Regions from separate parts of the Homo sapiens genome. Here regions 1, 2 and 3 are each linked to region 4. The links are chromatin loops, found by intact Hi-C in ENCODE. Cell type or tissue: Calu3. All regions are shown on one strand. Each heading gives the region's core, and the rest is flanking DNA. Links, peaks and the distances in the headings are about the cores only. Region 1 overlaps PGAP3 (post-GPI attachment to proteins phospholipase 3). Region 2 has its middle 8.9 kb from the start of PPP1R1B. Region 3 overlaps ERBB2 (erb-b2 receptor tyrosine kinase 2). Region 4 overlaps IKZF3 (IKAROS family zinc finger 3).

Region 1 (4,749 bases), core at 6-4,005, 110 kb before region 4:
GATGTGCCAGATGGCATGGGCATCCAGGACCCAGAAGAGCGGTGGGAAGTCAAGCAGCTCGAGCAGGGACAGCCCCTGCAGCAGCAAGACCACCACCACGCACTTGCGCACGTGAGGCAGCCGCCGCTGGTTCCACAGGCACCAGGCCAGCCACCACACCACGTTGACCAGGCCTGGGTGCCAGTGGGGGCAGGAGAGACTCATTCCTTCGGCTCCTTCTCCCCAAGGCCACCCCCAACTCCATGCTCTCTGACCCCAGGATCATCCTCGGACTCTCCTCCCAGCCTCCTCTCTCTCCCACCTCAAATTCTTCTCCATTCCTCTACCCCAAGAGTCTCTCTAGAACCTCCTTCTCCAGGAATGGCACCAACCTCCCACTCGCACCCCAAGCTAGCACTTCTGCAGATGGCCCAAGCCCCCCAGGGCCTCACCAATAGCCACGTTGGCCACCAGGTTGTAGCCATAGTCGAAGCGGATGAGGCTCAGGTAGGAGACGTGCACGGTCAGCATGAGCAGCAGGAGAGCCCGGAAGGCACTGACCACAGCTGGGTGCTGCAGCCCCACGGTCCTGCCCCACCGTCCAGGGTTGCTCAGAGGGCAGGTGGCCCATCCCCAGAGCAGCATTCCCTGAAGCATCTCCTCCCCCCAACATTGGTGCATGGCCCCTGAAGTCACTACCCCTCTCCCCACCAAACAGGCCACAGCTGGGCAGCAAGTGCTACAGCTCCTTGTCAGGAGCCAGGGCCCCCAGTCCTACCCCAGAGTCCTCACCCAGGACAGCTGATGTGTTGGGGGTTGGGGGGCGTAGGTGTTGGGAGACTAGTGAAGAAGGCCCCCAGGGGAAGGCTGGGTGACCCCTTTCTGCCCCCAGGGTTCGATTTTGCCCCTGCAGCCACCCAGGCAGGCTCACCTGACGCAGCACAGGTAGATTGAGTGTAGGATGACAGTGGAGGCACAGAAGTAGTCCATTTTCTGAGGACAGGGAAGGGTGGTGAGGGACCAGCATGAGGCTTCACGGAGAGGACCCGCGGGGATGGGGGCATGGAGGAGTGGCAGAGAGGGGCCGGGGTCCTGGGCCTGCCTATCACTGTTTCACTCTGACTGAGTCTTGTGTTCACATCACCATACAAGTTTTTAAAAATGTGCCCAGGAACAAGGCTTTAGGGACGCTGGTGGAGGGTTCCTGCTGAGGCTCCAGGACATGACCACGCTGCACAGAATTCAGAGCACAGTGTGGAGTCTGACAGCCATGGGGTCACGTCCTGTGGCAACCCTTCACTGGCTGGGTGCCCCTAAGCATGTGGTCCCCCTGTCGAAGGCTCAGCTGCCTCATCAGGCAAGAAGAGCGAATACTCATCCCCACCTGATGAGGCTCACTGAGGATCAAGGGCACCAACAGGTTTAGGATGCCCACCCCATACTCCTCCCAGTGCTCCTCAGAGGGAGTTGGCATGACCCTCTAGAGCCCCTCTGCCCACTTCTGGGCTCCTCTGGGACCACCCTGTGCAGGAGGGGGAGCTGGAGGAATGCTCACCTCTGTGAGGTCAGTGTCCCTGGTGTGGAAAACTGTGGACCAGAACCATGCATTGAGGGACACCTAAGGAGGGAGGGGCTGGTGAGCATGCTGCCCCCCACCCTGACCTCAAGGCAGGGACCCCCATTTGCTCACATCCATTTCACCTTTGGGAAGGGGCTCTGCAGGACAAGAAATGTGCTTTTCCTGCCCCTGGAGCCCTCTGAACAAACCTATGTCCCTCTACCCCCACCCAGCCAGGGTCCCTGGGGTGGACTTCCTGCCACCCCAAACCCCCAAGGCCACGGGGGGCTGCAGCCTCCACAGGTTCCGGCCTGGCCTGGGAACCAGTTCCGGTATAGCCAAGCTCCCTAGTTACTCAATTGCTAAGACAACAGCCCCCAGGGGCCTTGCCTCCTCCTCCAACCGGCAGGTGTTGACAGCACCACCCCACCCGGGCCCAGGGGAGCCAGTGACCTCAGCCTCTGGGGGCGGGAATGAGGTGGGTGGGGTGGAGGGGCTCGAGCCAGCTTGGGGTGTGTTCCAAGCAGCAGGGGAGGGAGATCAAGCAGATCCCACTGGGGCACAGGCTCCCAGGAGGAGGGTGAACCAAGCCCAGCTTCCTCCTGGCTGGGCCTGCCCAACCCGCCAGACCAGTGGCTGCTCCCGAGCCTGGGAGGAGTAGAGGGCAGGACTGGAGGGGCTGTGGTGGGCCAGGGCCCAGGGGAATGTTTGAGGCCTTCTTCCTGGAAATTAGCTGCGTGGAGAGAGCACAAAAGTTATCTAGCGAATGAGCCTAAGAGCTTGTGGGCGTTGGTGCTGGCACTTTCTTCAGGGACTGCTGTGTCCACAGCAAAGGCCCAAACTGCTGAAAGCAGGGTGGGCTGAAGGGAAGGGCTGGGAAATCGTGACAACCAAAGGAACAGCAGGCCAGGCCGGGAATGGCCTGGAGGTGGGGAGGGATGCGCTAGGGTGGGACAGGCCTGGCGGAGATGAGGAAAGGCCAGGAACTGCTCAGTTGGCTCCAATGTACCAGGAAAACTGGCCAGGCAGGGGACAGAGGGAGGGGGCAAGAAGCTACACTCTGTCTGGCACTGTAGCAGGCAGGTCAGACAGTAAGATGCATTCCAAATGCAGGTCTGGGGAGCTCAGGAGAGAATGGGAGGAGAAGGGGTACAGGCGGGGCAGAACTGCTGCACAGCCAGTCAGGTTCTCGGGGTGCCAAGCTCTGGAAGGCGCAAGGCTGCCTAGTGCCCCTGTCTGGCCTGGGCTCTGGGCTGAGCCTTGCTGCTTCTGCTCCTCTTGACCTGGTCAAAGGGCCCTGCCCTTCTCAGCCCAAGCTTCCCCCGGGACAAATCATGGCTCAAGTGAAACTTCAGTTCCTTTCCAGCCTGGCGTTAGGTGGTGTGGTCTAGGGCAGGCTGCTTCCTCCTTTGAGGATGGCCACTCTGTCCCTTCCACCAGACTCAAGGCTCTGCCCTGCTGCAGCCCCCTCCCCAGAGACAGGCATGGAGGCTGCACAACAGGACTGAACCTGGTGGCTTCTCAGACACTGCTCCCACAGTCTGAAAAGCTTAGAGTCAGCATGGGGAGAGGAGCAGGCTTGGGCTGGAGACGGGACCCAGGCAATCACATGGACCAGTTCTCCCTGGCAGGCCAGGAACAGGGACATCCTTAGGGAGGAGAGTGGCCCTGGAGCCAATGTGGGAAGGAGAAGAGGAAGGCGGCAGGGACTGGCAGCCAGCCAGGCCTCCTTGTCACCCACAGCAGGAAGGGGGAGGTGAGAAGAGGACTGCAGGACTGAGCTAAGTGGCTCAGAACACCGAAAGCAGGGGGTGTGTGTGCGGGCAAACATATGCGTAGGGCCACAGGATGGGTGGGGCTGCTGGGTCCCCTCTCCAACCGCCTCCCTGGGTGCCTTCCACTCACAGAGACCCACCTGAAGCCTGGCCTCTGCACCCCTGAAAAGCCCCTCCCCCCTGGGGAGCATCCCACTCTGGGGGTGCTCCTCTTCTCACCCTTTCCTCAGATTTGGGAGGTAGTGGTATCATTAAGAATGCAAGCCCTACAGCCAGACTGCCAGGGTTCAGTTCCTGGCTCTGCATTTCCTGTGTGTCCTTGGGCAAGTTATTTAGCCTTGCTGTGCCTCAGTTTTCTCATCTGCAAAATGGGAATAATCATAGTTGATAAGGGTTTAATGAGCAATACAAATACAGCGTACAGCACAGAGCCCAGGACAGGCTGAAACATGAGTGTTCTCTCCACTTGCCTGACCAGCACAGAACCCCGTCAGCTTCCCATAGAACTGAGGCCTAAGAGGATGTCTGCCTCCCACTCTCCCTGCAGGCCAAGGATGTTTAGGCAGATAAGGGGTGGTCTCCTAGCTGCCTAGGCCCACCTCCACAGCTCCAGGCTGGGGGAAGAGTGTCCAGTCTTCACAATGAGACAGAGTCTGCATTCAAGTCCTGCCTCAGCCCCTACGCAGCTGTGTGACCTTGGACACATAACCCAGTATGTGTGAGCCTCCACTGCCTCACCTACAAAACAGGTTCATAATGATGCTCACTGCACAGGAGGCCATGAGGACGAGGTCTGCGGAATGCCTGGCACCAAGGAACTCCTCTGAATGGCTGCTGGTTTTGCTGCCTGGTCCATAGTAGGTGCCCATCAATGTCAGTTTCCTTCATCAGGTCCAGTAGACTGACTCTCACCACGCCCGTTCACCTGCCCCTCAACTTCCCTTTCCGCAAGGGTCACAAAGTTTGAGGTCAAACTATGGGGCCTCAGGGTCTCTCCATTCCAGAACGGAGACACCTCAGCTATAGGAAGAGCCCCTCCTCCTTCCTCTGGAGCCATGTTCCCATCAATGTGAACCGAACAGATCCATTTCTCCTCACTCAGAGTTTGTCATCAAGAGCAAGCAAAGGGGAAAGATGGGCTCTGGAAGGAAGGAGAGTTCCAAGATGCCAAGGCACGGCTACTCTCGGACTCCTTGCCACGCTCAAGTGAAGGGGGGCAGGGAGGGGAACTGGCCAGGAGGGCGACAGGCTGCCCAGCAGGCACCCAGAGCTTTGCGTAAACACTGAGGAGAGGGGGTGGCCAGGGGCAGGGTGCCAGTGGGGGTGGAATAGGAGACTGGGTGGAGGGAGAGCAAGAGGCTGTTTCAGTCTGTTGGAAATAAGAAAATCGAGACAAAAATATCACAGCCGTGAAACTGGTTGGATGCCAAGTGAGCC
Region 2 (5,629 bases), core at 673-4,672, 170 kb before region 4:
ACCACCACGCCTGGCTGCCTTTTGTATTTTTGGTAGAGATGGGGTTTCCCCATGTTGGCCAGGCTGGTCTCGAACTCCTGACCTCAAGAGATCTGCCCACCTCGGCCTCCCAAAGTGTTGGGATTACAGGCGTGAGCCCTGCACCTGGCCCAATGTTATTTTTTTAATTTTGTTCCTGCAGCTCTCTTCATCACCATATCTTTGTTCTGCTTCTCTTGTGAGTTTTCCATGGAGAAGTTGATATGTCTTGTTCCAGCCCCTCCCAAACCCACTCCCAGAGTCCATACAGGAAGGCAGAGGAACAGGGAGCTCAAGGTGGCAACTGTACCAGAGTTAGCAGCGTTGTGACCTTGGTCAGATCATGTAACCCCCTGCTTCCTCATCTGTAAAATGGGACTAGCACCACGGTTCACCTGGTCACCTGCAGTTCAGCACTGATGGGAGGAACAAAAGGACGGCAGGTTATGAAGTGCGCACTTGGGTGGCCAAGTGCTGGCGGATGGGGGTTGGGGAACTCCTCCCTGATGCTGCAGCGCAGGGCAGTGGGGACAGCACAGGACCAGGCTGCATCCTGGGCCCTCTTTCCTTAGGGCGGGCTCTGTTGTGACCTTCCCTGTGACCTGGGCATTTCCCAGTTTCTGCCCCTGGAAATCAGAGCCAGGGATCTGGGCTGGGGAATTTTAGGGGCTTGGTGCTGGACTATTCCCTGAAACGTCCCTTGAGCGCATGGGTGCAGGGGACATATGGGCCTGACAGTAGGCACGGATGACCCACACCATAGTGGTGATGCTAGTGCTCAGGAGGACAGCCCCAAAAGGTCACTGGGGCAGAATGTATGGTGTGTGCAGGACACTGTGGTCAGGGCAGGAGGTCACAATTTAACCAGAGATCTCTTGAGTCAGCCCCAGGAGTGGACCTGGGAAGGACTGCCTGGCATGAAGGGTGGAGATTCTTTCTTTCTTTCTTTCTTTCTTTTTTTTGAGACGGAGTCTTGCTCTGTCGCCCAGGCTGGAGTGCAGTGGCGCCATCCCAGCTCACTGCAACCTCTGCCTCCCGGCTCAAGCAATTCTCCAGCCTCAGCCTCCAGAGTAGCTAGAACTACAGGCGCACGCCACCACGCCCAGCTAATTTTTGTATTTTAGTAGAGATGGGGTTTCACCATTTGGCTAGGCAGGTCTCAAACTCCTGACCTCAAGCGATCCACCCACTTTGGCCTCCCAAAGTGCTGGGATTACAGGTGTGAGCCACCATGCCCAGCCGTTTTTTGTTTTTTTTAGAGACAAGAGTCTTGCTATGTTGCCCAGACTGGACTCAAATACCTGGCTTCAAGCAATCCTCCCACCTGAGCCTCCCAAGTAGCTGGGACTACAGGCCCACACCACTGTGCCCTGCCTGACTTTTTAATTGGGGTCCACAGGGAGGGAAGGGAATAGTCTAGAGAGGTAGGGTCTCATGGGCTCACTCCCCATTTTACAGATGAAGAAGCCACAGAGAGGGGAAGCAACCTGCCTTGTGTCACACAATAAGTGAGTGGCAGAGCTGGGACTGGAAACCAGGACTCTGTTGCCACTTTGGGGTCCTCTCATTCCCAGAGCCTCAGCACTCTGTGTGATAACATACTTATTAATGTAATAATGACAATGGTGAGTGCTATCTGTGCCAGGCACTGGCCTTCACAGGAATCATTTTATTCTTGACAAGACATCTGTGGGAGGGATTCCTAGTACCACCACTTAAAGACCAGGATGCTGAAGCACAGAGAGGTTGCCGTCAAGGCTGATGTGTCAAGGTCACATAGCTAGAAAGTGGCAGAGCTGGGATTTGAACCAAGTTTGACTTGACTCCAGGGCTCATGCTCTTACTATTATAAAGTGTGTCCCTTTCTCTGAAACCGCTGTGGTCTCCACACCGTAGGACCAGCAGACCCCGCAATGGAGAGGGAAAGGAGGGTGCCCTGGGAAGGACTTGTGCCCAGGGTTTGCCCTCTGGCAACTGGCCTCTGGCCAGGTCCCCAAGTCACAGGAGCCATGATGCCCTGGCCTGGATCTATCAAGTTCTGCTCATGGGTGGGTAGGTGGGTGGAGGCTGCTTCTAAACACAGAGAGGGAGCAGTCACATTAACCATGGAGTTTTTCCACCCTGTATATACCACTTTCCTCAGCTTCTTCAGAAGACTCCCTCCTAGCCCTTGCAGACTCAGTGAGGTGCTGCCTCCACCAGGAAGTCCTCCCTGATGTCCCCTGATGGCGCTCCAGCCTCTGGCCCTTGGCACCGCGTTGAACATTTGGGGATGGACAGACCAGCTTCAGGAGCCCCAGCTTCACCACTTGCTCACCAGCTACCTGCAGCCCCCGCCCCCGTCTGCCCTCCTGTCTGTAAAATGGGAATAAGAAGCCCTGCCTCACAAAATCTTTGCAAGGAGGAGCAGCGGCGTCCTAGGAGCAAGCACCTGGCGCCCGGTGAGCCCCCGCCACTCGCTCCTTCTCCTCCTTGTCCTTCTCCTGGCTTGCTCCCGGTTCTCTCCTCGCCACCCCCGCCCCGCGCCTGGCACGGCGCCCGGCGCGCCCCAGCCGCCCAATCCCGGCTCGCAGCCCTGACTTCCTGCCCGCCGGGCTCCCTCGGCACGTGCCCCGCGCCCCATGGGACCGCGCGCCCTCCCGGGGCGGCCTCCCCGCGGCCTCCCGCTTGGGGGAGCCGGGCTTGGGGGAGCGGGTCGCCCCGGCTCGGAGGTGGGGTCGGCGGGGGCCGGGCGGGCCGGCCGCGGCGGCGGGAAGGGGACGCTGCCCCTTTAAGGTGCCACCGCCGCGTGGCAGGGAAACAGCTTGTGCCAGCCCCATTCCGCCCGGCTCCGTTCGCTACAAGAAACACAATGCATAACAATCAGGCGCGCGCTTGGAGCCATGCCACGCGGCGGGGGCGGGGCGGGGCCGCGCGCCGGGCGGGGCGGGGGCTCCGGGGTCTCGGCCCCCGACCTGCGTCCTGGGCCCGCAGGGGAGTCCTGCCCCATGCTCCCGGGCGGGGCCGCCCTGTGCCCCAGCGAGGTGCCCCGGTGCCCCCCGCCTCGCCCGCGCTTGCCCCTCCCTCCCCGCCATCTCGCTCCCTACAAAGTTCATTCCCACTAACTCTTTTCCAGGCCACTTCCCCCTCACATCTGACAATCGGGGCCCCTCATTCTCCCAGTAATCACTCCACTGCACTAATTGCACATGCAAATATGCAAATGCGTATTAATTAATTACTATACTAATTAGTTCTGTGGTATTTGCGAGTAATAAATCATTGGATGGGAGCGAGGAAGCTGGAGACCTGGCCCATTTTCATTCTGCATAAAATTTTAATGGTCTCTCTGGCTGATCCGGGACGGCAGCGCGCGGAGAGGCTCTTAAAGGGCCAGTGGCGGCGGGAAGGGGCAGCGGTGGGGATCGCCGTTGACCCCGGCGGGGACTGGCACCCTAGAAGGAGTTGGAGATGCGGCCTCACATTCTGCAGGGGCCGTCTCCGGCGTGCGGTGGCTTCTGCCTCCCCCTCTGGGGCTCAGTGTCCTCCTTAGTGGCTTCTAAGGAGAGAACCTGGGCGGGGACCAGGAGCTGAACTAGGATTCTTTAAGAAAGGAAAGAGGTCTAGGAGATGTGAGAGGCCAATGCCAAGGCTTTGGGGCCCCAGGTAGCCTGGGAGACAGGAATGAAGACTCCATCTCCTGGATGGCTGAGTAAACTGAGGCACAGGACAGGCAAATCTTAGCTCCCACCCCTCTTCTCCCAAGGGGAAGGAAGCTAGAAGGATGTTCTGGTTGGCCCCAGCCTTTTCTTATATCTGGTGGGCGCCACAAGGTTGGGGGTGCCTCCAGCTTTCCCCTTCCACACGATCAAACCGCTGCCCCGCCCCCATGGGCACCAGCTGGCACCCTGGCAGAGTAGTCCTGGGCTTGAGTGGGCCCTGGGGACCCTGCTTTATTTCCAGGAGGTAGTCAGGACCCGGGCACAGGGAGGGGGCTGGCTGCTTTGCAGGGCCATTGACTGGGGGAGGCAGACAGAACCAGTTGTGCTCATGCCAGGGCGTAGGAGGATGCCAGAGGTGGGCACCTTAAGGAGGTGGGGACTGTGGGCCTGTCCTGAGCCGGTATTCCCCGTGCCAGGGTCTCTAGTCTGGTTCTGCTCAGCCTCCAACCTTCTGCCATCAACAAGCCCCTGGATAAGGCACAGCCTAAGGAGGGTCAGTGCTCTAGTGGGGGCCGATGATAATGACAGCAACTAACAAGACTATTAACTCGGCAAACATTTATTTAGCTGGAGAACTGTTCAGCAAGCTCTAGGTGCCTCACGACCCCCCAGTGACACAAGTTCTGTTACAGTCTCCGTTTTAAGGATGGAGAAACAGGGGCACACGAAGGTTAAGCAACCTGCTCAAGGTCACCCAGCTGTGAGTAGTGGAGTGGAGTTTGAACCCAGACAGTCCAGCTGTGTGTGGGTTCTTTCCAGCACACCACCTCTCCCCACCACCATTTCTGCAGCTCCTGCTCTGAACCACATCCTTTGCTAAGAACTTCATGGGCAGTATCCCATCCAAACCTTGCAACAACCCAGAAGGTAGGTTCTGGAATTATCTCCATGTGGAACACAAGGCTCAGAGAGGTTGACTAAGCTGCTCTGGAACACACAGGGAAGATGTAGCAAGGCCAGGCTCACACCTGGCTTGTGTGAGGGCAGAGTCCAACAGAGTCCTCCAGGCCCTCTGATCCCTCCCCATCTCTGCCCCTGCTGGGATCTCTGCCTCCTGGAAGAGCAAGAGGGCGTTGTGGTAGCCCCTGATGACTAGAGAAATGGAAGGGCTTTCAGTTAGATGGTAGAGAGAACTTGCTTCTTGAAAGGTGGGAGCTCCAGGGGCTGGGGTGGGATGGAGCCTTTTCTTCCTTTCCCAGACAGGCCAAGGAAGGGCCTTGGCTGTGTAGTGGGAGATGGGTGGGGATGGGGGTGGAGGGGTGGGGGAGAACAGAAGGGCCCAGAATGATAAAGCCTTGTGAGGACCACAGAACTCAGGAATCCTGGCTGGGTTTTAAAAATTTTGTCCCTGATAGGCCGGACGCGGTGGCTCCCACCTGTAATCCCAGCATTTTGGGAGGCCAAGGCGGGCAGATCACTTGAGGTCAGGAGTTCGAGACCAGCCTGGCCAACATGGTGAAACCCTGTGTCTACTAAAAATACAAAAATTAGCCGGGTGTGGTGGCGGGCATCTGTAATCTCAGCTACTTGGAAGGCTGAGTCAGGAGAATTGCTTGAACCTGGGAGGCGGAGGTTGCGGTGAGCCAAGATCACTGCCACTGCACTCCAGCTTGGGCGACAAGAGCAAGACTCCATCTCAAAAAAAAAGAAAAAAAAATTTGTCCCTGCATTCCTACCTGCCCCCCACCCATTGCCCCTGGAAATGTCTTGGGCACCCCCACCTCAAGAATTGCTATTTGGGTTTCCTATTTGGGTTTTCCAGGAGCTTCGGTCTCCAGCAGGGGGATGAGAAGATAATACTAAGCAACACTTTGTAATAAATCACTTGTTTTTTTAAACTGTGTGCTTATGAGCATCAACTTGCTTAGTTTTCATAATTCTATTGTTATCCCCGTTTTATAAATGGAGAC
Region 3 (5,629 bases), core at 930-4,929, 77 kb before region 4:
CCACCCATCCTCCCCCTGGGAAGAGAGCCGAGGTGGGGTAAGGGATGTGTACTCTTTCAAGGAGTGGGAGAATTATTCTAGCGAATGTTTGTGTTGTCCCAGTTCTGTTTACAAAGCCTCGTCATGTTTACAGATGGCTGCGCAATTCATTACCTCATTTAACTCTCATGTACCTCCTCTGAGGGAGTAAGAGCTGTTACAGCCAAGTTTAGGTCAGTAAATATTCACCAAGTTGCAGGTACTGCAGGGCATAGAGATGAATCCGATTTAGCTTCTGCCCTGGAGGTCTGGGAACTTGCTCAAGATCACTCAGTGAGCAGCTGAGCTAGGGTTCTCAACTAAAGACCCTGGGCCCAGGCCCTGGTCTGATGTCAGGCCTGATACACCAGGTGTTTGTGGTCGGGGAATCCCAGTGTCACTTGAATGGGCTGTGACATTATGGGTCTGGGAGAGCTGAGCTTTGGGGACACAGGTCATTTTACTGTAGTATTCATGGAAACCAAGGGAAGTATTGGCTTTTCTGCTGTGAGCAAGAGGAGCAGCTGGGGCTGCAAGCTGGTGGGGAGGAGAGAACCCACCTGAGAGAAACCTCAGGACTGGGGTCAAGTCCTGACCACCAGAGTCCAGAGAGACATGAAGGACTGTGACCAGCTCTGAGCAGAGAGATGGATTCCATGACCTCAACTGGTCCCTTTTGTTCGGAGACTCGTGACTGGACTTCATTCATCCACTCATTCATTCATTCACTCAGCAGACACTTATCTAGCGCTCCCTGTGGCTGGTCCTGCCTCATACTGTCTTTGCTCTGGAGAATTGGAGGTTGGGGTTCCTGAGGGGCAGGGTCCTGGAGACAAGGACACTCCTGGGTAGAATTAGGACCTACCCCCCAGGAAATCAACGGGGACCAGGTGCCGTGGCTCACACCTGTAATCCCAGCACTTTGGGAGGCCGAGACGGGCGGATCACAAGGTCAGCAGTTCAGGACCAGCCTGGCCAACATGGTGAAACCCGCCTCAACTAAAAATACAAAAATTAGCCAGGTGTGGTGTCAGGCACCCGTAATCCCAGCTACTGAGGAGGCTGAGGCAGGAGAATTGCTTGAACCCGGGAGGCAGAGGTTGCAGTGAGCCGAGATTGCGCCACTGCACTCCAGCCTGGCGACAGGGCGAGACTCCATCTCAAAAAAAGAAAACCAATGGGACAGGGCAGATATGGGGACAATGGTAAGGAGATGGGAGAGTGGGAGGGAGGTGTCAGGAAGACCTTCTTGACTTCATGTAGGCTGGTGGGGGTGTTAGCCAGCAAGCCTCCAGTTCCCTGGGAACCGTTCTCAGGGTACCAATTTTACCACCTGTCTGCAAACACTTTAAGATTCTTAATCAGACTCAAATTGGCCACAAATCAGGTAAACAAACTCACTAGTGGGGTGGGGCTACCACCCGTTCTGACCCTCCAGCCCAACCCAGCCCAGCCACCCTGCCCTCCGTAGAGCCTGTGGTGTTTATCGGTGGCATTGGGAGAATTAGTGTGTATTTATGTTGGCGTGGGGTGTGGGGTGGATTTGTGTGTGTGCAGTTAGGCCTAGTGGAAGGAATGTGGGATCTGAAGGCAGGCCAGCCTGAGTTCCAGTCCTGCCTGTTGCTCACAAGCTTTATGAGGCGAGAGCTAACCCCTGCCAGCCTCAGTTGTCTTCTTTGCAAGATGGAGGTTGCAGCCCCAGTCTCTGGAGCATGTTATGCAGATCCACCGAGAGTGCCTGCCAGGCACACAGTAGGTGCTCAGCTCAGTTACTGTGGCGGCCCCCACTCCCCATTGTTGTTGTTTTCCTATTGCCTGGCGGCCACAGCTGGTATCCCTTGAAAAGGGCTACAGGGGGTGGAGTCGGACCCTGCCCCAGCCCTGTGGAGACCCTGGGCTTGGGCCAGGGCCTGGGGTCTGGGCCTGCAGACAGCTGTGTCTATAAAGCAGCTGAAGGGCTGAGGCCGGGGGAGGTCCTGGCAGCAGGGCGTTATTTTGGGCCTGGCCTGCCACCCCCAGCTCCTGTTTCTCTTGGGAGTCTGTTGGGGGAGGAAGTGTGGGGAAGAGGAGGGGGTGCAAGTGGGTGAGGCATGGAGTGGGGAGGCCTCCCTCAGGGACATGGACCCTTGAGTTCTATTTCTGTTCCTCCCTCCTGTTCCTCCCTCTTTGTCCTTATCTGCCTAGAGAGGTGGGAATAGAGGCCATTCTGAGTATCACTAGGAGACCACCAGTTTGTGGCCACTGGCCACTGGCCCAGGCAGGGAACCTGGGGGCTTGCCCTACCAGCCTCTCCCAGCAATCTGAAGGCAGGGGGTACCTCGTATTACCCCCTAGGATTTGACCTTAGGCTCCAACTTGCTGGGAGAGCAGTGCCTCTGGTGTCAGACCCCAAGCCAGCCCTTGTGCTGTCCCTGAATCTGCATGTAGCCTGTGGGAGGCGGAGCAGTGACCGGCAGGAATTCTGGGCAGCTCAGGCACCTGTGGGCCTGAGGGTGCCCTCTGCCCCCACCCTTCCGATCTCCTGGGCAAGACACGCCAGGTGATTCATCTCACCAGAGCAGAAAAACAAGTTCAACTGGGCACTTTAATCTCCCCTCACTGGCAGGCCTGGTGTGAGCTGCTACCCCGGCGCCCCTCACCAGGGGTGCTTTACCTCCTCTAGTATTCCTGACCTTAGTGGGCATTTCTGGTCTCAGGGATACCAGGCTGGGGTCCAAGTGGGCCAGGTGTGGCAGTTCAGCCCTATGCCCCATGGCTGATGGCTCGCGCTGGGCAGGTATGCAGGGCTGACGTAGTGCCTTTGTGGCAGCAGTTTCGTGGCACACATTCTGCCAGCTGGTTCTGGAGTCTTGCCCTGAGGAGGTGGCCAGGGTGAGGGTGCCAGCGCAGGAACCTTTGGCGCATGCTTCACCCTGGCCTGGGATCTGCAGCCTGGGTCCAGATGCCCACAACTGGAATCTGACGCTCCTTTTCTCTTCATGGGGGACTCCCAGAGGTCTCTGCAATGACCAGAGCCCCGGTTGTCCCATGCCTCAGCTGCAACTCCAGCTGACCCTCCTTCCCCACTCTCTGGGTGGCATTACGGGGGTGTGGATCCCTTGCCAAGAGGTTGGCATGTGGGTGTGCTGGAATGGCATAGGGAGAATGCACCGAGTTTGTTTGCTTGGGAGAGGGGCAGGGGGTATCCAGAAGATTCATGATTCGTCATCGCCTCTCTTGGGGGATTTTTACCCCTTTGCCCTGAGTTGTGCCTTTGGGACAAAGGAAGCCTTTCTTTGCCAGCCAACACCCTGTACTGGCGGGCGAGCTCCCCAGGGCTGGCACGCTGGGGCAGCCTCTGAATGCACAGGGTGGGCCTAGTCAGAAGAAGCCTTTCCCCTGAAATCCCTCTACTTCCCAAGCACGCAAGCTTTCTCCTGCTGTTAAACCTGCAGTGTGCAAGGGACATGGGCGGAGGGGTCCTTCAGTCAGGCTTCTCCCTGTCTGAGGTGGCATGACTTGGAGTGAGTTTGGATGGGGTGGCCAGGTCTGAGAAGGTCCCCCGCCAGTGTCCTCTGACCCATCTGCTCTCTCCTGCCAGTGTGCACCGGCACAGACATGAAGCTGCGGCTCCCTGCCAGTCCCGAGACCCACCTGGACATGCTCCGCCACCTCTACCAGGGCTGCCAGGTGGTGCAGGGAAACCTGGAACTCACCTACCTGCCCACCAATGCCAGCCTGTCCTTCCTGCAGGTGAGGCCCGTGGGCAACCCAGCCAGGCCCTGCCTCCAGCTGGGCTGAGCCCTCTGTTTACAGGTGGGTGGCAGAAGAAGGTGCCCTGCCCTTCTGTTTCCTCTCTTGTTGTGGTTTCTCAACCAGGAAGTCCTTTCTAACATCTAACCCCCATTCATTTTACTGCAGAATCAGTTGACTCTCTCTATAACGTGGCTGGCCGAGGTCATGTCTGGATGGGATGCGTCTGTGTTTCCGCTAAATCTTGTGCTCTCTTGCCAGCATGATCATGTCCCCTGTCCACCTGCTCCAGCCACTATCCCTCTCCCACTTACAGCAGAAGAAAGGGCTGGTGAGAAAGGTGGATTACAGGCCCACTTCTGCCACTGACGAGCCCTATGAATGTGGCCTACACCCCCTTAGCTTCACTGGGTCTCAGTTTCCCTATCTGTATATTGGGAGCAGTTGTGAAGCTCAGAAGAGAAATGTCTGTGAAAAGGTTATGAACAGGAGGGAGAGTGGAAACCAACCTGCTGGATCGTGTCCACAGACCCTGGAATGGGGCCACATGCTTGGTTTGTCAAATTGCAGACGCCGGCCGGGTGCGATGGCTCATGCCTGTAATCCCAGCACTTTGGGAGGCCGAGGCGGACAGATCACTTGAGGTCGGGAGTTCGAGACCAGCCTGACCAACATGGAGAAACCCCGTCTCTACTGAAAATACAAAATTAGCCAGGCATGGTGGCACATGCCTATAATCCCAGCTACTTGGGAAGGCTGAGGCAGGAGAATCACTTGAACCTGGGAGACGGAGGTTGTGGTGAGCCTAGATCGTGCCATTGTACTCCAGCCTGGGCAACAAGAGTGAAACTCCGTCTCAAAAAAAAAAAATTTGCAGACGCCATCCCATCCAGGCCTTTGCTTTCACTGATGAAGAAACTGAGATACAGAGAGGGCAGGGCACCTGTTCGGAGTTTATGAAATGCCCCCCCACCATTATCTTTCTTGATCATATAAGAATCTGGTGAGGCAAGGTAGGGCGTGATCTTTATCTCTATTTTATCGTTTTATTTAAGCGGGAACAGGACTGCTCAGTGGCTGGGGGCCTTGCCCAAGATCTCCAAGTACTGGGGAACCCCAGGGAGGCCCTGGGGGGTGGCAGTGTTCCTATTTCAGCCCCACTCTGCTTCCCCCTCCCAGGATATCCAGGAGGTGCAGGGCTACGTGCTCATCGCTCACAACCAAGTGAGGCAGGTCCCACTGCAGAGGCTGCGGATTGTGCGAGGCACCCAGCTCTTTGAGGACAACTATGCCCTGGCCGTGCTAGACAATGGAGACCCGCTGAACAATACCACCCCTGTCACAGGGGCCTCCCCAGGAGGCCTGCGGGAGCTGCAGCTTCGAAGCCTCACAGGTGGCCTTCACCGTCATTGAAACCTTCTCTTGGTTATTCAGAGCTGACCAGGGCCACTGCTAACCAGGGGGAGGCTTTGTGTGCATTAGAAATGGTGTCCCTTCTGGGCAGACGCAGGCAGAGCCCGGGAAGACGCCCTCAGAAGATTGGAAAAAGATTCCCCTTCTTCCTGGGAAGTTGTAGCTTGCGTCAGCACATATAATTCAATCGTGAGAATGCAGGCTGGGTTTTTGCCCCCACTTGGCTGAGTGAAGTGTACAGTGAACAACCTATGTAACTATTTGCTGGCCCTGGAGCCGACTCTGCCCCAGAGTCTGGGTGCCAGGTGCTTTGCCCGCATGGCCCATTTCAGTCACGCTGCAGTCCTGTCAGGAAAAAATCAGTGTTATTCTCATTCTACATATGAGAAAACTGAGGCTTGCAGATATAAGGGCCAAAAGTTACACAGCTAGTGAGTGATGGGGCTGAGTTTCAGACTCCACAGTC
Region 4 (5,629 bases), core at 1,019-5,018:
TTGCTTGAGGCCAGGAGTTGAGACCAACCTGGGCAATATAGCAAGATCCTGTTCCTACAAAAAGTAATTTTAAAAAATTAGCTGGGCATGTTGGCATGCGCCTGTAGTCCTAGCTACTTGGGAGACTGAGGTGGGAGGGTTCCTTGAGCCCAGGGGTTTGAGGTTACGGTGAACTATTAAGGTAACTGCAAAGACCACAATTACTTTTGCACCAACCTATTAGTGCCAGTGCACTCCAGCCTGCGTGACAGAGTGAGACTCTGTCTAAAAAAAAAAAAAAAAGCCCCAAAGTATTAAATATTTCTAATTTTATTAGTGGCCTTAAAAAACTGTATGTTAGTCATTACACAATACATTATAAAGCTCAGTTTTCATTATTTAGTTAATTTATTTACTTATTTTTGAAACAGGGTCTCAACTCTGTTACCCAGGGTGGAGTGCAGTGGCATGATCACAGCTCACTGCAGGCTCAACCTCCTGGGCTCAAGTAATCCTTCTACCTCAGGTTCCAAAGTTGCTGGGACTACAGTCTAAAGCCACCATGCCTGGCTAATTAAAAAAAAAAATTATTAGTCTCAATATATTGCTCAGTCTGGTCTCCAACTCTTGGCCTCAGGCAGTCCTCCCACTTCAGCCTCCCAAAGTGTTGGGATTACAGGCATGAGCCACTGCACTCAGCCAAAGCTCAGCTTTTTTTTTTTTCCTGGAATAACATAAAATCTGGCTCTGCCAGGTGTGGTGGCACTAGCCCATAGTCCCAGCTACTCAGGAGGCTGAGGTGAGAGGATGGCTTGAGCCTAGGAGTTCAAGTTCAGCTTGGGCAACACAGTGAGATCCCATCTCTTAAAAAGAAAAAGAAATCCAGCTCCAAAAATGAAAAAGAAGAGGATGATAATAATGTGATAATAATGACAATATTTACTAGACAGTGAGTTTCTTGTCAAAAATAATTCTAGGCTCTAAAGGAATAAATCATAGCCTTCAGTGAAGCTATTAACAACTATTTGTGTAAATGAAAACAGTAAGGGTCAGAATAGGGGGCCTGAGTGGCTTTTGGGCTAGTGCAAAAGTACTCGACTGACTCTGGCTGACCAGCAGTTGTAAATAACGGGCACTTCAGCCACAAGACACTGCTATTGAGTGAAGAGGGTCAAATTCTGTCCAGCACAGGGATAGGTTTAAATGACCAAACAGGAAATTATTTATATATATTATTTCCTTTCACACAAAACCACCACCAGATGTGGCACTACCCAAAGCCCCAAGAGCAGAGAGATGAAAGACAAAGCTTGGAATTTGCAGTAAGTTCCTGGGGCTGTTAGGAGACTTTTTTCTTAGAATCAGGGGAGAGGTAGCTAAGTTTGCACTTTGACTAGGAACATTCATCCTGGTTCCAGCAATTTTGAGAAGATTAAATCCAAGTAAGCCTCCCCTCAACCCTGTAGTTATCAACAAAAAGATTTATAGGGAAAAAAAGAATGAAAAACAGTATTCTGGGAATGTTTACCTTTTATGCCCATTTTACCATTGTTCTTATTAGTCTATTGTGGTCCCTCCTCTCACTGCCAAATCATTACCCAGGAATTACCCCAAGCACGGTGCTACCCATCTAGTTTTCCCATTTGTTTCTCAGCAGTCGCTGTCTACATTTTACTGAAGTCAATGTCAATTAAAACAAGCAGCTTTCTGAGGACACGTAATCAACATCCTCTACATTTGGGAGGATGCTGAAGTGTGGACACATTGACCTAAATAACTGTAATTAGGGCAGGTCACTAAATGGCAAACTTTTGAGATAACATCACCTTTTATTCCTCGTTACCCACCAAACTGGTCTTTAGAGTCATTTCCAGATAAACATTATTCTGTAAATCAGTGACCAAATGCCTGACATTTAAAAACATAAAATTCTGCAGTGTTCATGGATGGACATATTTTGAGGCATGGGTGGAGACTTTCCCATTTCCACAACTCCGATTAGATTGAAAGAAATCCTCTGAAACGAATCTAGAGGACTCCTGTTCACCCACACCCTCTTTCTGGGTCATTCACTCAAAATATTAACTACAAGAGCTCCACTCTCATTGTACATGTGAACACACTCCTACTGATTCAGTTGATCTTCACTGAATTAACCTTGTTTTCTAGTTGATAAGTTAGGCAAAGGCTAGTTTTCAATTGAAGATGGCACTCATTTTCTTTCCTAAACTGCTAGTCTTTTGCCTCACACTTGTTGGATAGCTGATGCACAATACCATGAAATGAGTGCCCTTTGAAACACAAAGAGCCAGGTTCCATGGTTTGCGCCTGTAATCCAGCACTTTGGGAGGCTGAGGTGGGAGGATTGCTTGAGCCCAGGGAGCTATGATCTTGCCACTGTACTCCAGTGTGAGGAACACAGTGAGCCCTGTCTCTAAACAACAACAACAACAACAACACACACACACACACACATATCACACATACACAAAGAAATGCTTTGTAACTGGACAAGCTCTTTGGGATTACTGAGTGGTTTAGGCAGTGCACTGAAAAGAAAAAAAAGAGGACTATTGGCTTTTGGTCCTTTTCTCCAACTTTAGGACCCAACTGTCTATTTATACGAACAGTCTAGACTTGTTATCTTGCCACTTCATATCTCAGAAATGTAAGTGGAGGGAAACCAGTTTGGCAAGATAGTAAGGGAACAAGATAATGGGTTTAAATGACGAAATAGGAAATCCGTTCCTGGGTGGTGTTTGGCGGTGTAATGCTGCAAGTGGTGGGTGTGGGGAATATGGGATGGTGGCAAGGAACAATTTGCACATTCAGCTCATGAGTGAGAACAGAATGAGTAGAACTGTCATTGTGGATCAATTTCCCTTCACATTGCTTGCCTACTAAATAGTAGACATACTAATTTTCATTAGAAAAGTTATTTTAAAGACGTGCTGAAAAAATAATAAAATGTAGTACAAAGTCACATTTACAGATTAGGTTACTACTACCTTTATTCCCTGTATAAGTCTTAATATTTGGTTTTAGTTAACTATTTCCATGATACAATTTCTACCTCAAAGTCATTGGAGGTTTAACTATGTAATTGTGTTGTGCTTTTGTTTTTGTTCAAAATCCTTCATTAGATCTTGAAGTGTTAAGTGGAGCTTAAATAAGAGGTATTGCTTCCTGTCTCTTCTATGGTGTAGTCAGTCAGTAACTAATGGAGAGTGGAACAAAGTGGTGTTATTATGCAATAGAAATTGTCTAACAAGAGATTGGTATCAAAGACAGAGGCAGGTTCTAACAAAAAAGTTTCATAAAACTGTTGCCTTTTTGAACAAGTAAAATGAATACTACCTGTGAGATAGCATTTTTTATTTTTTGAGATGGAGTCTCGCTCTGTTGCCTAGGCTGGAGTGCAGTGGCATGATCTTGGCTCACCACAACCTCTGCCTCCCGGGTTCAAGCAATTCTCCTGCCTCAGCCTCCTGAGTAGCTGGGACTATCAGTGCATGCTATCGTGCCTGGCTAATTTTTGTATTTTTAGTAGAGATGGGGTTTCACTATGTTGGCCAGGCTGTTCTGGAACTCCTGACCTCGCGATCCGCCCACCTCAGCATCCTAAAGTGCTGGGATTACAGGCGTGAGCCACCGCGCCCGGCCAGTATTGATTTTTAAAAAGAATAGGTTGGGGCCAAGTGTGGTGGCTTACGCCCATAATCACAATAATTTGGGAGGCCAAGGTGGGCAGATTACCTGAGATCAGGAGTTTGAGATGCCTGGCCAACATGGTGAAACCCCGTCTCTACTAAAAACACAAAAATTAGCTGGGCATGGTGGCAGGCACCTGTAATCCCAGCTACTCAGTAGGCTGAGGCAGGAGAATTGCTTGAACCCAGAAGGCGGAGGTTGCGGTGAGCTGAGATCGTGCCACTGCACTCCAGCCTGGGTGACAGAGTGAGACTCTGTCTCAAAACAAAAAACAAAAAACAAAACAAAAAAAAATAGGTTGGGAAAACAAACTTAAAAATTTTTAAACATTTTCTTTGGTCTGCTAAGTTGGTAAAAATGTAAGTTTATTCTGAAGCCCTCATGCTTGTATTAGCTTGAAGAACTATTGAAGATGAAAAGTTTGGAGTCTTAGATTCATAAATAGATGTGATTATTCAATTATTTAAAAATATTATTATTGCTAGAACTCATTGTTACATAAAATATTTCCTGCTCCAAGTATTCATAATCTGTGTGAATGAGGCTAAATGAATCTCTATACCGGCTGTTAGTCTCTTTCTGAAATAAGAATCAAGCTAATGGGAAAATGCAGTCCATGTTCTTCTGTATTTTTCCTTCTTTTCATATATACTCCATTAAGACAGAATTGGAATATTCTGATGGTGTCACTTGTGATGCCTGATGTAGAAACTTGGACTAAAGTAGCAATATCACTAGTGTCTTTTTTTTTTTTTGAGATGGAGTCTTGCTCTGTTGCCAGGCTAGAGTACAGCGGCATGATCTCAGCTCACTGCAACCTCCACCTCCTGGATTCAAGCAATTCTCCTGCCTCAGCCTCCTGAGTAGCTGGGACTACAGGTGAGCACCACCACACCTAGCTAATTTTTGTATTTTTAGTAGAGACGGGGTTTCAACATGTTGGCCAAGATGGTCTCCATCTCTTGACCTTGTGATCCGCCCGCCTCGGCCTCCCAAAGTGTCAGGATTACAGGCGCGACCCACCGCGCCCGGCCAGGATTGTAAATCCTTAAAGTGTAGGGGCTTAACCTTAACTCATCTTTACAAACAGCTTTGATACAGAGCCTGGCACATAGAGAACTCAACAAATGCTATCTGGATAAAAGAAATGATTAGCAAGGCCAGAAGTCCTGTTGCCCAATACCTGCATTTTTTTGCAGGCTGGTCTTCACTCCAAGGCCTTTTTATCCATCTGCTTGCTTCTAGAAAGTCCTGCTTCCCCTTGCAGGCAGGTTTGTCCACAGGCTTGGCTCTCACACTACGCTGCACTTCAACTTACAATAAGCACTTGAAGAATGAGTGCTGCAGGCACAACAGCAATGGAGCATCATCTCTTTACAAGTGACGGATGAGGCATAAGATGTACTATACTGCTCAGGCTCAGAATAGAACCCCATGTCCACAATGGACTCCCAATTCTAAGAAGGAAACAGAAATGGAAACCACACATGGAAGGGTGCAAAATAGTTAAAGGATTGGCTTATGTTGGGTTAAATATTCTGTAAATTTTGGCCTCAGGAAAAATTATAGGAACTATTTGAAATATAAAAGAGTAATGTGTGAACTGAGATGCAGTAACTTGATTAAGCTGTGAATTTACACATTTATAACCTGAAACCACCATTACAACATATTTGTTTGAAAAAAAAATCAAAACTTGCTGACTTAGTTAACCCTTTATCTTTTTTTGCTGAGACTTAAAGTATGGTGCACGCATCCACCAAACCACCCTATGAAATGCAAATTAACTCAACCTCTGTATTTCAGCATTTCCTGAATCACCTAATATCACTGAGAATAGCTAAAATATTACTTTTGATACTTTTCCTTATTTGAAATTCCTAAAAAAGGTTGTGAGAATGGGAAGTAAGGTGGTGACCTTACTTCAAAATCAATAATT

The links. A loop is a pair of places that touch in the nucleus more often than their neighbours do. Peaks named below come from ENCODE experiments on the same cell type or tissue, not always from the same donor. Only the 100,000 strongest peaks of a DNase experiment are listed, where the experiment ranks them.
Region 1: a loop joins it to region 4, with 2.0 times the contacts of the local background. A loop is called at or near these places in 1 of 110 quality-filtered maps.
Region 2: a loop joins it to region 4, with 2.2 times the contacts of the local background. A loop is called at or near these places in 1 of 110 quality-filtered maps.
Region 3: a loop joins it to region 4, with 2.9 times the contacts of the local background. A loop is called at or near these places in 1 of 110 quality-filtered maps.

The regions. Positions count from the first base shown.
Region 1 is chr17:39,673,083-39,677,831 of GRCh38, forward strand. PGAP3 (post-GPI attachment to proteins phospholipase 3) reads right to left here. Exons shown (of 8, transcript NM_033419.5): 4 at 1,535-1,597; 5 at 911-972; 6 at 432-568; 7 at 1-173. Among named protein-coding and RNA genes, the nearest start is that of PNMT, 7.0 kb to the left of the region's middle. RefSeq lists enhancers at 1,612-2,159, 1,789-4,749, 2,160-2,705, 2,706-3,251 and a silencer at 3,410-3,469. In Calu3, for the core only: no CTCF peak of the experiment used is centred there; DNase peaks (open chromatin) are centred at 49, 2,049, 2,589, 3,259 and 3 weaker places.
Region 2 is chr17:39,615,243-39,620,871 of GRCh38, forward strand. No RefSeq gene overlaps it. Among named protein-coding and RNA genes, the nearest start is that of PPP1R1B, 8.9 kb to the right of the region's middle. RefSeq lists enhancers at 56-125, 2,990-3,493, 3,161-3,661, 3,662-4,162 and silencers at 2,609-2,708, 2,789-2,928. In Calu3, for the core only: no CTCF peak of the experiment used is centred there; DNase peaks (open chromatin) are centred at 2,579, 2,849, 3,389, 4,049 and 4 weaker places.
Region 3 is chr17:39,703,392-39,709,020 of GRCh38, forward strand. It overlaps ERBB2 (erb-b2 receptor tyrosine kinase 2), which reads left to right. Exons shown (of 27, transcript NM_004448.4): 2 at 3,599-3,750; 3 at 4,930-5,143. Among named protein-coding and RNA genes, the nearest start is that of ERBB2, 6.1 kb to the left of the region's middle. RefSeq lists an enhancer at 1,403-2,275. In Calu3, for the core only: no CTCF peak of the experiment used is centred there; DNase peaks (open chromatin) are centred at 1,570, 2,570, 3,240, 3,773 and 2 weaker places.
Region 4 is chr17:39,779,978-39,785,606 of GRCh38, forward strand. The region is part of intron 6 of IKZF3 (IKAROS family zinc finger 3); the gene reads right to left. Among named protein-coding and RNA genes, the nearest start is that of GRB7, 45 kb to the left of the region's middle. RefSeq lists a silencer at 4,649-4,879. In Calu3, for the core only: no CTCF peak of the experiment used is centred there; DNase peaks (open chromatin) are centred at 1,224, 1,624, 2,744, 3,634 and 1 weaker place.